Regions from separate parts of the Homo sapiens genome. Here region 2 is linked to region 1. Evidence: chromatin contacts called from ENCODE Hi-C or POLR2A ChIA-PET data. All regions are on one chromosome and are shown on one strand. Each heading gives the region's core, a stretch centred on a gene start or an enhancer-like site at or near the end of the contact. The rest is flanking DNA. Distances are from core to core; before and after follow the strand shown. Region 1 holds the start of INKA1 (inka box actin regulator 1). Region 2 overlaps SEMA3F-AS1 (SEMA3F antisense RNA 1).

Region 1 (6,614 bases), core at 1,967-4,466:
ATGGAAGGGGAGGAGGATTAAGGTTCAGATGAGGAAACTGGTCATGCAATCCGTGGAGATAGAGCAAGCACAGCACCCAGGAAAATTTGGCCCAGGACCTGCTACCCCACAGAGTCTCAACTCCAGCTGGACCCCCTCCATTAGAACATTATCTGCCTATAAAAAATGAGCCCAACCGTCAACAAAATCTCTCAAAACTTGCTGGGTGTGGCGGCTTACATCTGTAATCCCAGCACTTTGGGAGGCTGAGGTGGGAGGATCACTTGAGCTCAGGAGTTCAATATCAGCCTGGGCAACAAAGTGAGACCCCATCTCTACAAAAAATTAGTTGGGTGTGGTGATCCAGGCCTGTAGTCCCAGCTACTCTGGAGGCTGAGGTAGGAGGATTGCTTGAACCCCAAGAGATCGAGGCTGCAGTGAGTCATGATTGTGCCACTGTACTCCAACCTGAGTGACAGAGCAAGACCCTGTCTCAAAAAAAAAGAAAAAAGAAAAAAAAAGTTGTCTACATCCAACAAGCAAAAGGAATCCTTTATGATAGAAATACAAATACTGGTTACCGTTGGGAATATCAGTTGGATAGGGCACCAGGTGGCATCCAGGAGTTGCTGAGGATGTTCTATATCTGGGTGGCAGCTGCACAAGTGTCTACAGATTTTAACATTTACTGGGCTGTAACTTTGAGATCTGTCTATTTATTGTATTTATATGTCAGTTTTTTTAAGTTTTCTGGCCAGGCACGGTGGCTTATGCCTGTATGGGAGGCTGAGGCAGGAGGATCGTTTGAGATCAGGAGTTCGAGACCAGCCTGGACAACATGGTGAAACCCTGTCTCTACAAAAAAAAAAAAAAAAAAAATTAGCTGAGTGTGGTGGCACATGCCTGTAGTCCCAGTTACTTGAGAGGCTGAGATAGGAGGGTCACTTGAGCCCCAGAGATGGAGGCTGCAGTGAGCCAAGATCATGCCACTGCACTCCAGCCTGGGTGACAGAGTGAGGCCCTGTCTCAAAAAAAAAAACAAAAACGGTTGTCTTTATTTGCCATCTCCAGTTCTTCAGTCCTCACTCTCTTCTCCACACACTCTAATCAGGCTTGTCCCTCTCTACACAAAACTGCCCTTGTCAGGGTTCCCAGTGACCTATGCACTGCCGAATCCAGTGGTTTGTTCTTCACCCTCACTGCCTAGGCAGCATTCAATGCTTGCTCCCCTTGGGTCCTGAGTCCCCACATTCTCAGATTTCTCCTGGCTGTTCCTGCTCAGCTTCTTTGATAGCTCTGCTTCATATCTCCCCTACCTCCACCTCATGGAATGTCCCAGGGCACAGTCCCGATTGCTGTCTCCCTCTGACTACACTGATTTCCTCCCACCCCACCTTATCCAGGCCTATGGCCTTACATACCATCCATTCACTCACTATGCCTCCCAGATCCAAGGCTCCAGTGCTGATCTCTCTCCTGAAGTCCAGAGTCATACACCTAGCAGCTGACTCTGCAACTCCTCTTGGATGTCTAACAGGCATCTCAAGGGTTACGTGTCCATAAATGATCATTGGATTTTCCTCTCCAAACCCACTCTTCTCCAGTCTTTCCCAGATCAGTTTATGGCAATTTCATCCAACCAGCTGTTAATGCCAGAAATGTAGGAGTCATGCTTGATGCCTCTTTTCCTGCCCACATCCATGCATCAGCAAGACTTGATTTTAGTTCCAAAACATACCCCAAAGTGACCCCCTTCAGTGCACCTGCCCTGCCCAGGCCTAGGCCCTCCCCTTCGTTGCCTGGATGAGGGCAGGGACTTCCACTCTTATTGCAGAATCCTTTTCTGAAAGCAGCTGGGATTATCTAAACAAGGGCTAGCCCAGGTCATTCCTGCTCAAAGGCCCCCATTGCTCCTCATCACACCAAGAACAAAACCCACATTCTGCTCTAAGGCCGTTAGAGCCTGGTTTTGCTGACCTTTTCCCTCCTGCCACCACCACCAATCACAGACACCTGGGCCTTCTTTATGTTTGGCCCTGTCCAGCTCCTGTCCGTCGGGGTCTCTTCCCTGGCTGCTCCTTCTGCCTAGAATGTTCTTCTTCTCCTTCTTCTCCTTCTCCTTCTTCTCCTTCTCCTCCTCCTGCTTCTTCTTCCTTTCTTTTTTTTTTGAGACGGAGTCTCACTCTGTCGCCCAGGCTGGAGTGCAGTGGCGCGATCTCCGCTCACTGCAAGCTCCGCCTCCCGGGTTCACGCCATTCTCCTGCCTCAGCCTCAGGAGTAGCTGGGACTACAGGCGCCCGCCACCACGCCCGGCTAATTTTTTTTGTATTTTTAGTAGAGACGGGGTTTCACCATGTTAGCCAGGATGGTCTCGATCTCCTGACCTCGTGATCCGCCCGCCTCGGCCTCCCAAACTGCTGGGATTACAGGCGTGAGCCACCGCGCCCGGCCAGAATGCCCCTCTTCTTGATTGCATCTTGATGTCACCTCCTGTGAGACTGACTTTCCCCAAGCTAGCCCACGGCCCTCATTCCCTGGTATTTTCCTGTTGCTGGTATGTCCAGTCTGTCTGCAGCTACACTACCCTTGAGCCTAGCCTGTGTTGATAGAGCAGCCTCAGCACCGACCCTCAGTCTGCACCTGGTACCGGCAAAGGGAATGCCGACGGTCGCGCGTCGCCGCTGGACTCGCGACTAGCCAAGCACTCCCCACTAGAGGGCAGTCCCGTCTAGCTCGGTTGGGACGCGGCTGAGGCCCCGCCGGTGCGCTGCCACAAAGTCCCGCCCTCTCTTGAGTCCTCAGACGGGCTGAACCCCACTTCCATCCCGTTCAGGGAGTGCCAAGGCCAGCCTCACGAATGGGTCCCGTGGGTCAGGCCCCGAGGGTCCACAACCTCTCTGGGTCCGACCATCCGGGGTGCTCTGCCTATGTGCGGACGCAGCACGGCGCCCCGTGAGAGGGACCGCTATTTCACCATTGAACAAACGGGGAGGATGAGGCCCCCGCACGGAGGCGACCTGTCCTGCGTCACGCAGCAAACGCAGGGTCCACTCAACAGTCTGGGGGCTCGGGGGGTCCCCGTACCGGCCCCGTCCGGCTTCCAGTTATGACCCCGCCCTTCCCACCCAGAACCGCGGCGGAGTCGGGAGGGACGCCGGGCTTTAGCCCCGCCCCCTTTGGCCGCGGGGCCGGGGCGGGGCGCGGCTGCCAGATGTCGGGGCGGCGGCGGCGGGAGCTACGGAGAGCGAGGAGTCGCGCAGGCAGGCGGAGGCTGAGGGCGCCGCTGGCCGGCCCTCCCAGCCCTCTCCGCGCGGCTCCGCCGGGGTTCCAAGAGGAGCTAGTAGGTTCGGTGGGGGCCCTGGCATGGACATGCACAGCGCTCGGCTTGACAGCTTCCTTAGCCAGCTCCGCTGGGAACTGGTGAGGCTCGGGAGCGGGTGTGGTTAGTGAGGACGCGTGCGGGATGCCAGGCTGCCGCCCGGCCGGAACAACAGACGGGTGCGGGGTGGCTCCAGCGTGCCGGTCCGAGGCGGGGTGGGGGCGGCGTGGCGCATATGGCTCAGATGGCCCGCGTCGGGTTTCGGACGGTTGGGAACTGAGCTGAGCATCAGATAACAGCATCCAGCTGGCCGTGCTGCTGGAACGGCGCGGGAGGAGAGAGTGGAAGGGGGACTTCTTTGGGGGCGGGGCATGGGGCGGCAAGGGACTAACGAGGTGCTGGCGCTGCTGTGAACGCCCCCTACTTCAGGCTGGCCTATGCCTCCCTTCTCTACCCCTCACCTAGCAAGCGCTCTTTCTGTGAAAGACGCTTTGGGCTTTGGGAGCTGAATCCCCCAATAGGCACGGGATGCCCCTCCAGTCCTGGGCAGGACCTACTTCCCCGTTCAGGCCCGCAACCCTGCCTGCCTGCCCGCCCGCCCTGGTGGCGGGTGCCGACTTGCCCGGCCCTGCATGCTGCAGCCTGCCAGACTGCCACCAGGTCGGTGGATGAGAACCACACCAGCTTCGAGTGCCAGCACCCCTATGCCTGCCCTGTGCTCACTAACACCCTGCTGCCCAGGCCAGCAGGCCTATCTAACCTTCCTGGACCCTCTGTTCTCTGGGCTGGCCTGGTGACAAGTGATACCTCTCCGACTTCTGCCCTCTCTTCCCCTCAGTTGTGTGGTCGGGACACAGGCTCACCCTCAATGCCTGGTCCCCTGCAGCCAACCTCCCAAACTGGCCCAGATGTGCAGCCCAGCCACCAGCTTAGGGCCTCGGGTGCCTTGGAAGAGGACTCAGTCTGCTGTGTGGAGGAGGAGGAAGAGGAGGAGGAGGAAGCAGTGGTGACAGAAGACAGGGATGCAGCCTTGGGAGGCCCCAGGGAGCATGCCCTGGACTGGGACTCTGGCTTCTCGGAGGTGTCAGGCAGCACATGGCGAGAGGAAGAACTGCCTGTATCCCAGCGCCCAGCACCCTCAGCACAGCCCCTTCGTAGGCAGTGCCTCTCAGTCAGTGGCCTCCCCATGCCCAGCAGGGCCCCTGTAGCCAGTGTACCACCTGTCCACCATCCACGGCCCAAGTCCACCCCAGACGCCTGCCTGGAGCACTGGCAGGGACTGGAAGCAGAGGACTGGACAGCAGCCCTACTGAACAGGGGTCGCAGTCGCCAGCCCCTGGTACTAGGGGACAATTGCTTTGCTGACTTGGTGCACAACTGGATGGAGCTGCCTGAGACAGGGAGTGAAGGGGGTGACGGAGGTGGGCACCGTGCCCGTGCTCGGCCCCCTCAGTTCCTGCTTGGCCTCTCTGAGCAGCTTCGGCGCCGGCTGGCCAGGGCTCGGCGGACAGCTATGGCAGGAAAGCGGCTGTCATGCCCACCTCGCCCAGAACCTGAACTGCCTGCGGATGTCTCACGCTTTGCAGCTCTCATGAGCTGTCGTAGCCGCCAGCCCATCATCTGCAATGATGTCAGCTACCTCTGACCCTGCCCTCCAGCCTGGGACAATAAAAGCCTTTTTTCTAGACTGTCCTGGCTCCATACCCCTGAGGCACTAAGAGGCAGCCCCAGCCCTGTGAGGCACTGCCCAGGGAGACAAATCTTCTGAAGAGCTTTTTTTCTCTGTGTGAAGGTCCCTGTCATGCCCATGTCACACCCGTGTGCATTAGTGCACTGTTTTCTATCGTCCATCCTCTCTGCAATGCCTTCCTTTAACAAGCATTTATTGAGTGCCTACTGTGGGCTTACAATGCAGGGCTTGGGATCCGGGGCTCCATTGAGCTAGGTGACAGGGTGGCTGCCTTGTCACAGCTCATAGTGCAGAGGTGGGAAGGCAGTGTCCTCGTCGTCACCCTCACAGCTCAGCTCTAGCACCAACACCCGCTGCCCAGGAGCAGGTGCCTGGCCTGTCAGCTGCTGAACCAGTTCTGTCACCCTGGTAGGGGTGGGTTTAGGGGAGATTGGAGAGGTGAGCCATGGCAAGCAGAAGGCAGCCTGGCATGGACTAGAGAGGGTGCTGGCAGGCCGTCAGGAGCCCAAGCCAGGAGCAGGAGCTGCTCAAGACAGGAAACATCTGAAACTATTTTAGGAGCAGCTGATGAGGCAAGCAGGAGGCAGGAAGCTATGGGTCCCTTGGGAGTGGGCTGTGAAAGGGGGGCTGTGCAGCATGTGGGGAGCCCATGGGGCTGGCCAAATAGGCAGCTCCTGAAGACTCCTCCTCAGGCTCTCGGCCCTCACCCCACCTCCAGCCTGTTTGCTGGCTCCATTTGGGGAAAGAATGCTTGGGAAGGTGTGAGGGGCCCAGAATGGGGCTGGGAAGACAAAAGGCAGTGTGGTCCCTAGCCCCAGCCTCCAGGGACTGGTGGGGCCTGTCTAAAGCCCCAAGTGGGCTCACCTGAGGGGCAGGTGCTGGGCCTGCTTTTCAGGTGACCATCCGGCCGCATAGAGCAGGGCTGAGCCGTGCAGCAGGATCCTCACCCTCAACCCGTGCTGCTCCTAGAGGAGAAAGGTCAGACACCAGCTGGGCCGGGCTGGGCTGAGCCTGGGGGTTGGGGTAGCAACAGGGCACACCTGAAGATGAGCCAGCAGCGACTCCAGGGTCCTCTCAGGCTGCCCAGCTGGTACCTTCAGACGGTCCCAAGAGGTCCACTTCAGGTGATGGAACTGGGATGAGGTAGAGGAGGAGTCAGAGACTTCTTACCTCCCCCCAACCCCCATCCCAGTTACCAGCAGCCTTTCCTAGGGGAAGAGCTGGACTAGCAGGAAACAGGAGCCAGGGGGTGGGGGGTGGGGGGGAGGTGGGATCTGGGCCCAGAGTCTCAGCCCCCTCCCCGTCCAGGCCGGGGCCAGCACAGGAAATGGGGCTATGGGGCCCGCACAGGGAAACAGACGATCCATCACATGGGCCAGTTGTGAGAGTGGGGGATGAGGGGGTGGTGCTTCCTGAGGAAACCCAGAGCAGGGCCCCTGCAGCCTCTGATAAAGCTGCTTGTTCCTCAAAGACAAGGCTGGGAGCTGGGGGGCACATCCTGTCCCCCAATCTTGTATGTACTGCCAGTGCCTTGGGCTACTCATTGGGACACAGGGGCAAAGGGCACAGTGACCACCAGGGCCCCACTGTCCCAGAGACCCCAGCAGGGATACAATGCATAGAGGC
Region 2 (6,614 bases), core at 2,890-5,389, 320 kb after region 1:
TTGAGACCAGCCTGGGCAACACGGTGAAACCCCGTCTCTACTAAAATACAAAATATTAACTGGACGTGGCAGCGTGTGCCTGTAATCCCAGCTAGTCAGGAAGCTGAGGCAGGAGAATTGCTAGAACCTGGCAGGAGGAGGTTGCAGTGAGCCGAGATCACGCCACTGCACTCCAGCCTGGGCAACAGCGACTCTGTCTCAAAAAAAAAAAAAATTTAGTAGGGTTTTCACCCATGATAAGAAATCTTTAAATTGATCAGAGCCCACATTGAGGCATCATATCCCAGGATCGGAGGCCCCTACCCACTGGCCTTCTAGGCAGGAGCTCCACCCGTAATTGCCCCTGCTCTGTCCTGGGAGCACAGCTTAGGTCAGACTCTTGTAGACCATGTTCATCCTGTTTATGTGAGTTCTGCTGACATTGAGCTATCCTGTATAATGTGTGCCTGTAATTACCATACCTTTCCCAGACCTTCAGAGGAATACTTTGGGGCCCTTTCCTAGGCGTGGATGCTTGCTGAGCAGGCATTGAGGGGTGGGTGATTTGCTTCATCTGCCTGTGTTCCGTAGCCCATTTTATTCCTCCAGTCCTTATACTTGCTCCTGGTCTCTTCTGGAGAAATCCTTGTCTTCATATACAGTTTTCTCTCTTCTGTCTCCTGGTGGGTGGTCCTGCTGGGTAAGGAGTGGGCATGGTGAGAGGTGGAGCAGCCCATACCCTACCTCCCAGCTGACAGTCTCTGTGCTTTCCCAGGCTCAAGTTCGGCTAAAGGGAGCTGGCCTAGGAGCCAAAGGCAGCGCATATGGTTTGTCGGGCGCCGATTCCTACAAAGATGCTGTCCGGAAAGCCATGTTTGCCCGGTTCACTGAGATGGAGTGAGAGAGAGAGAGAGAGAGAGATGACAAGGAGCACAAGAAGTGGTCCATCTCCCGAATTCGCTGTTACCGCCTGTCTCTTTAAGGGCATGCCTTGTGCTGTTAATAGATCTTAGGGTGAACCACTTCATTCTGCAGGGTTCTCCCTCCCACCTTAAAGAAGTTCCCCTTATGTGGGTTGCCTGGTGAATGGCCTTCCTTCCCGCCAGAGGGCTTGTGAACAGACCGGAGAGGACAGTGGATTGTTTATACTCCAGTGTACATAGTGTAATGTAGCGTGTTTACATGTGTAGCCTATGTTGTGGTCCATCAGCCCCTCACATTCCTAGGGGTTTGAGATGCTGTAGGTGGTATGTGACACCAAAGCCACCTCTGTCATTTGTTGTGATGTCTTTTCTTGGCAAAAGCCTTGTGTATATTTGTATATTACACATTTGTACAGAATTTTGGAAGATTTTCAGTCTAGTTGCCAAATCTGGCTCCTTTACAAAAGAAATACCTTGAGAAATGGGTGTCCTGTGTCTCTTTATTCTTGGGTGGGTAGGTGGGTCAAGCATGTCTGAGCCAGTCAAGCCTGGTGATGAAATCAGTTTATTTCTTGCCCCCATCACCACGTTCTGATTGATTGATTGATTGATTTTGAGGCAGGGTTGGCCAGGCGTGGTGGCTCACACCTGTAATCCCAACACTTTGGGAGGCCGAGGCAGGTGGATTGCCTGAGGTCAGGAGTTTGAGACCAGTCTGGCCAACATGGTGAAACCCTGTCTCTACCAAAAATACAAAAAAATTAGCCAGACGTGGTGGTGTGCACCTGTAATCCCAGCTACTCGGGAGCCTGCAGCCTCGACCTCCCGGGCTCACGCGATTCTCCCACTTTAGTGTTCCAAGTAGCTGGGACTACAAGCACATACCACCATGCAGGCTAATTTTTTAATTTTTTACAGAGATGGGGCCTCACTCTGTTGCCCAGGCTGGTCTTGACATGTTCGGATTTTTAAATTCAAGAGTTTAACATGTTTTAGCCGGGCGTGGTGGCTCACGCCTGTAATCCCAGCACTTTGGGAGGCCGAGGCAGGCGGATCACCTGGCGTTGGGAGTTCAAGACCACCCTGACCAACATGGAGAAACCCGTCTCTACTAAAAATACAAAATTAGCTGGGTGTGGTTGGCCTGTAATCCCAGCTGCTCGGGAGGCTGAGGCAGGAGAATTGCTTGAACCCAGGAGGCGGAGTTTGCAGTGAGCCGGAGGTCGCGCCATTGCACTCTAGCCTGGGCAACCAGAGCAAAACTCCGTTTCAAAAAAAAAAAAAAAAAAAGTTTAGCATGTTTTAAAACTCTTCATGGAAATCATGGTAACTTAGTAGCTTTTCTGCTAAGACCAAAGTGACCATGAGTGCTTGCACCTCTCTAGTTTCCACAGACTTTATTCCACACATGCCGGAGTGTGGAGTTGTCACTGCTCTGCAGGGCAGATCCTCCCTGCTTTTGGCCATGATACAGGTGATACCTGGTCCACCCTCTGCTGCGATGGAGAAACTGAGGAGGTCATCTCCCCCTGGCAGCACTCCACTCACTGCATCTTCTCAGCTGCTAAGGAGGTCCTGGGGGCATTGGAGAGTTTTCTGTTTTGAATGGGTATTTCGTCCTCAGCACTCTTCCACAGGGCAGAGAACATCATTTTGACCCAGAAGACCATGCCTGACCAGGTCAGGAAGTATACCTGGATCTCAGGCTGTTCTTGGGACCAGATGATGTGATGGGTTGCTCACATTGCCAATCTGGCCAAACTGAGTGCTTAAGCTCCACAGATTGGGCATGCAGTTAAGGTGGCCTTTTCTCTGCAGTTTACTTTTGAAGCTAGACTTGCTTTTGTGGGTGGTCACGTTTTCCTCTTTTCGGGCAGGGCGTTAAGGAATAGAAAATGCTCAGGAGGTCCTCACCCTGGCCTGTAGGGTAGTGCCTTGGAGAAGCTGAGCCTAATCACAGCTCTGGCTAGGGAGAGGTGGACGCAAATGCAGAAGCCCCAAGCCTGGGTTTCTGCAGAGTAAGGCTTGGGAACTTCACAAATGAGGGCCCAAGCGCCCAGAGCTGGGGTGGAGAGTGTGTCACAGATCTGGTCTACAGAAGTTGGATAAGAAACTGGCCTCACCTCCAGAGCCCTCACGGCATCAAGGGTGATGCTGGTGTTCCTCGCACCTGAGCAGCAGTCCTGAGTACCCTAATTAGACCCTTTTGACATCCGGCCCGGAAAGCTCTTCCAGGTGAGCATACCCAGAATAGGATCTGGGAAGCTCTTAATTATATGTACCCAGCTCAGCAAAGGTTGGGTGGAAGCGTCTTCCCTAGGGGAGCCATGGCCAGGCATTAATAGGAGCCAGCCCTCTAGCAGCCTCAGATTGACTTCCCAGCACCCGGAAGGGCACCTCAACCTGTCCCACACTGCTGGTGCTTAGAGTTACCTGTCAAAGCTGCTCAAGGCTCTCCCATGTGTGCTGTGGACCACGGCATCTGTTGTCAACACCAGCGTGGCCTTTCCTATGAACATGAAGCTGAGGGTTCCTGTGAATGTGAGGGTCTGAGCCAGCTCCTCAGAGATGGAGGCTCCCTCCTCTGGCCTCACCTGTTACCAGCATACCTAGCCAGGTGACTGCAGCCTTCACCCTGCATCTAAATTGATGGCCCCAGTCCTTGAGGTTTGACAGGCTGTTATCTTGGGCCCAGGTATCCTGCAAGACCATATTTGGGTGATCCTTCTGGTTTGGAAGCACTAGGATCCCAAGCATCCTCCTGACTGGCCCATCAGGGTTTACTCCAATCCCAAGCCCGGTTAAATGTGCTGTGTGCTGCCCATAGGGCCACCATTCCTCTTAGTCCTGTGTGATGTTGAGATGCTGTGAGAGTAGTGCAATCCTCTCAATCAGGGGAACCCAAATCTTGAATTTGAACGGTGCTCTTACTGAACTAGAAGGAGCCTCCAAGGATTCCCAAGTCCAGACTGCCCTTGGCTGGGACAGCTGCTACAACGTGCAAGGCTTTGAGGGCCGTCCAGGAGCAGCTGTCATGGCTGTGCATCAAACAAGTTTCAAAGCCCAGATGAGCATCCCGGCCTGAGCTAAGCTCCCCAGGCATGCATAGTCTGGCTGGGGGTCTCAAGGGCGCCCAGATCCCAGCCACCCCGATTCCGGAGGAATGAATGCCCTCAGGGACAGGTGGGGTGTGGGGGAAGATTGCCCACAGTCGATACTGGAGGAGGGTACTGTGTTGTTGGTGGCCACCAGGTGGCAGCATTCCATCATCTTTCCAGCCAGGCTGGTATAGGTGGTGGTAAGGAGAGGACTTCCCACCAAGTCCTGAGGTACTGGAGGTTCCCAGGGGCTCTCTCCACGTCTCTGGGACTCAAGGAGACCTGGCTAGAACTTCGGCCTTGAAACTTTCTGGAGTCAGGCAGGTGCCAAGTCTGCCTGCCTTGCAAGTTCCTGAGGGTCTCTGACCCCCAGGGACCCCCTCTGGCTAGATGGGGAAGTCGTCCCCACAGCGCCCAATGGGGCAAGAGCCAGGCTGACCCTGTGCACAGTAGGCACTTCCCTCTCAGCAATTCTTTCTGACCCAGGTAAATAATTTCTGCAGTCGATAAAGTGCATTTCTGCCTCTCACTCCCTTTCCCTACCACGTGCTTATTGACTCACAGAAGCACTGTTGCTAGAGCATCAGATTCTCAGCTTCTGTCCCTACAGCCCATGGGGAGTTGGAGCCCAGCTTGTCCAGGGCTCCCAGATGGAAGCAGGGGATGCCTGTAGTCCTTCACCCCAGTCTCCCAGAAGGTGGCAGGAGGGAGGTGGACTCATGGACTTGGGTTAAGGTCAGAACCCTATAGGGTGGGCCACACCCAGCCAGACAGAACTTTCCAGCAGAAGGTATGAGCCAGGGGCAGGGCCCTCCCATCCTGCTTAGTCCAAGCTGCACTGCCATCCCATTTAAAGAGGAAACTGAGATTCAAAGCTGTTGCTGGACTGGGCTGCTGCTGGCAACTGCTGCCCCATCACCACTCCAGTGCAGTAGAATTGGGTCTCACCTGCAGGTACAAGGTTGAGGTCCAGCCCTGGAGTGAGCTGGGTCTTGGGATGCCTCCCAGTGCCCTGAGGAAAGAGGAGAAAGACAGGGAGAGGCAGGTGAAGACAACCAGAGGCAAAGTGAGGCCTAGAGGATGCTGGAAAGAGAAGCTGGAGGAGTCTGCAGCAGCCACAAGGGGACGGAGGAGGCTGAGGGGGCAAGATAACGTGGGATGGGGCCGCCAGGTCTAGAGGAGTTGGTTCTGCGCTACCCACGGGTGCTGAGATAGGCCTCTGATCTTGGGGTGAATTCTGCACACCAATGGGGGAGGCCGAGGCAGGTGGCCAAGAGAGGAGGGGCTAGGGTGCCTGCTCGCGTCCTCTGCTGCTTTTATGTGCAACGGAGGCTCCAGGAGCCCCTGGCTCTCAGCTCTGGGCGGGCATCACCATCCTGAGTCTGGCTGGACAGGAGCTATTTGAGAATGATTCATGGATGTAATTAAGCCTCCCCCCACCATCCCCTAGTGTGGGCCTGGAACAGGGTCAGGTGCAGGTGTGGGAGCCCTGCCCAGCCTGTCCTGCAGGGTTGGGTTCAGCCTAGGGCCCCCTGGCCCAGCACAGCCTACCACCACCTAAGGGCGCCTAGCCTCAATCTGTAAGACCTGGAGCAAGACAGGGCTGAGCCCAAATCCTGAGAGGCACCAGAGCTGGGGCTTCTTCTCCTTCCTCTTACTCCCCAACTCCTGGGCTGAGGAGCCATCCTCTGCACTCATAAGCATGCCATGTGTACGCACCCACACGCAATGCAGGCCAGCCCTCAGGCATCCGGCTGCAGCAGGCAACATGCATGCTTCCCCATCACCCTTGACATTTGAGGTGGCATTACATCCAGATCCTGCAGACCCCCTCCCTGGTTGGTGTGTGAAGCATGCACACTTGTGCATAACCCCACCCAGCCACTGGCATATAGAAGAGCACACACAAGCCAGACACATTAATGAGCAAGTGTGCAAGTGAACCTGGCTCCTGAGGGGGCAGGAATCAGATGTTCTTGCTACCCCTGAGGAAGGAAACCTGGTCTGGCAGCCTTCTGTGAAGGGAGAGGGAGCCCCCAGGGTCACAGCGTGGCAGAGCACAAGCCGCCACCCAGCAGGCACACCCTTGTGCACACAATGTCATTCTGAGGCTTTCCCCTTTTCAGGTGGGTGGATCTTGGGGGTGTCCACCCAGAACAGGCTTCTGAGCTCACTGAACAGGTCCAAGTCTGCCAGCCATGGCTCAGCTCACTGGCAGAGCTGGAGAGGGGAAGGGAAGACTGAGGAAGGGGCATCATGGTCTCTAAGACTGGCTCAAGGTTCATTACCTTCCCTTCTAACACCTGCAGCCATACCTGCAGTGAGGACAGGAAGGAGAGGGAGCAGCCTCTCCTGTTTCCCTGACAGACTGGGAAGCTGAGGTCCACACCCATCTCATCCAAACCCAGGGCCCCAGTCCCCGATCCAGTCATTTCCATGTGCTGGCATCCTATTAGCTCTGCCATCCCCTCCGCCTGGAAGGCCCTAGGACCTGGGCCTGCCACCCTGCTCAGGTTAGGAGTGTCCAGAAGCAGCTGGGCTCTGCCTCCTCCCTCCACCGTGAATCCCTGAAGACTGGATGGATCTACCTTCCCCCAAGCACATCGGCGGCACC

What was found. A loop is a pair of places that touch in the nucleus more often than their neighbours do. ChIA-PET counts read pairs that join two places held with the same protein, here RNA polymerase II (POLR2A). Pooled maps may share reads with other maps.
Region 2: a pooled map shows a loop between it and region 1 (5-fold over the local background). The contact joins the enhancer-like site here to the promoter of INKA1 in region 1. A Hi-C loop is called at or near these places in 6 of 50 pooled maps. POLR2A ChIA-PET finds 5 or more read pairs at or near these places in 3 of 52 experiments (AG04450, H1 and Panc1).

The regions. Positions count from the first base shown.
Region 1 is chr3:49,800,045-49,806,658 of GRCh38, forward strand. It overlaps INKA1 (inka box actin regulator 1), which reads left to right and starts at 3,217. Exons shown (of 2, transcript NM_203370.2): 1 at 3,217-3,399; 2 at 4,137-4,986. The coding sequence starts at 3,349. The coding sequence ends at 4,943. It overlaps UBA7 (ubiquitin like modifier activating enzyme 7), which reads right to left. Exons shown (of 24, transcript NM_003335.3): 22 at 6,029-6,121; 23 at 5,853-5,953; 24 at 5,165-5,393. The coding sequence ends at 5,264. MIR5193 (microRNA 5193) reads right to left here and starts at 6,201; the gene lies at 6,093-6,201. It also overlaps a transcript of CDHR4 not described here. RefSeq lists silencers at 2,614-2,663, 3,054-3,493 and enhancers at 6,172-6,466, 6,453-6,614.
Region 2 is chr3:50,117,577-50,124,190 of GRCh38, forward strand. It overlaps SEMA3F-AS1 (SEMA3F antisense RNA 1), which reads right to left. Exons shown (of 4, transcript NR_135301.1): 3 at 4,949-5,012; 4 at 1-672. RBM5 (RNA binding motif protein 5) reads left to right here. Exons shown (of 25, transcript NM_005778.4): 25 at 755-1,445. The coding sequence ends at 880. Among named protein-coding and RNA genes, the nearest start is that of RBM5-AS1, 20 kb to the left of the region's middle. RefSeq lists enhancers at 2,722-3,600, 3,601-4,478, 5,464-5,964. Within about 2 kb of position 4,140, at least 3 of the 41 ENCODE cell types and tissues checked have a DNase peak (open chromatin) inside an H3K27ac peak, as active enhancers do.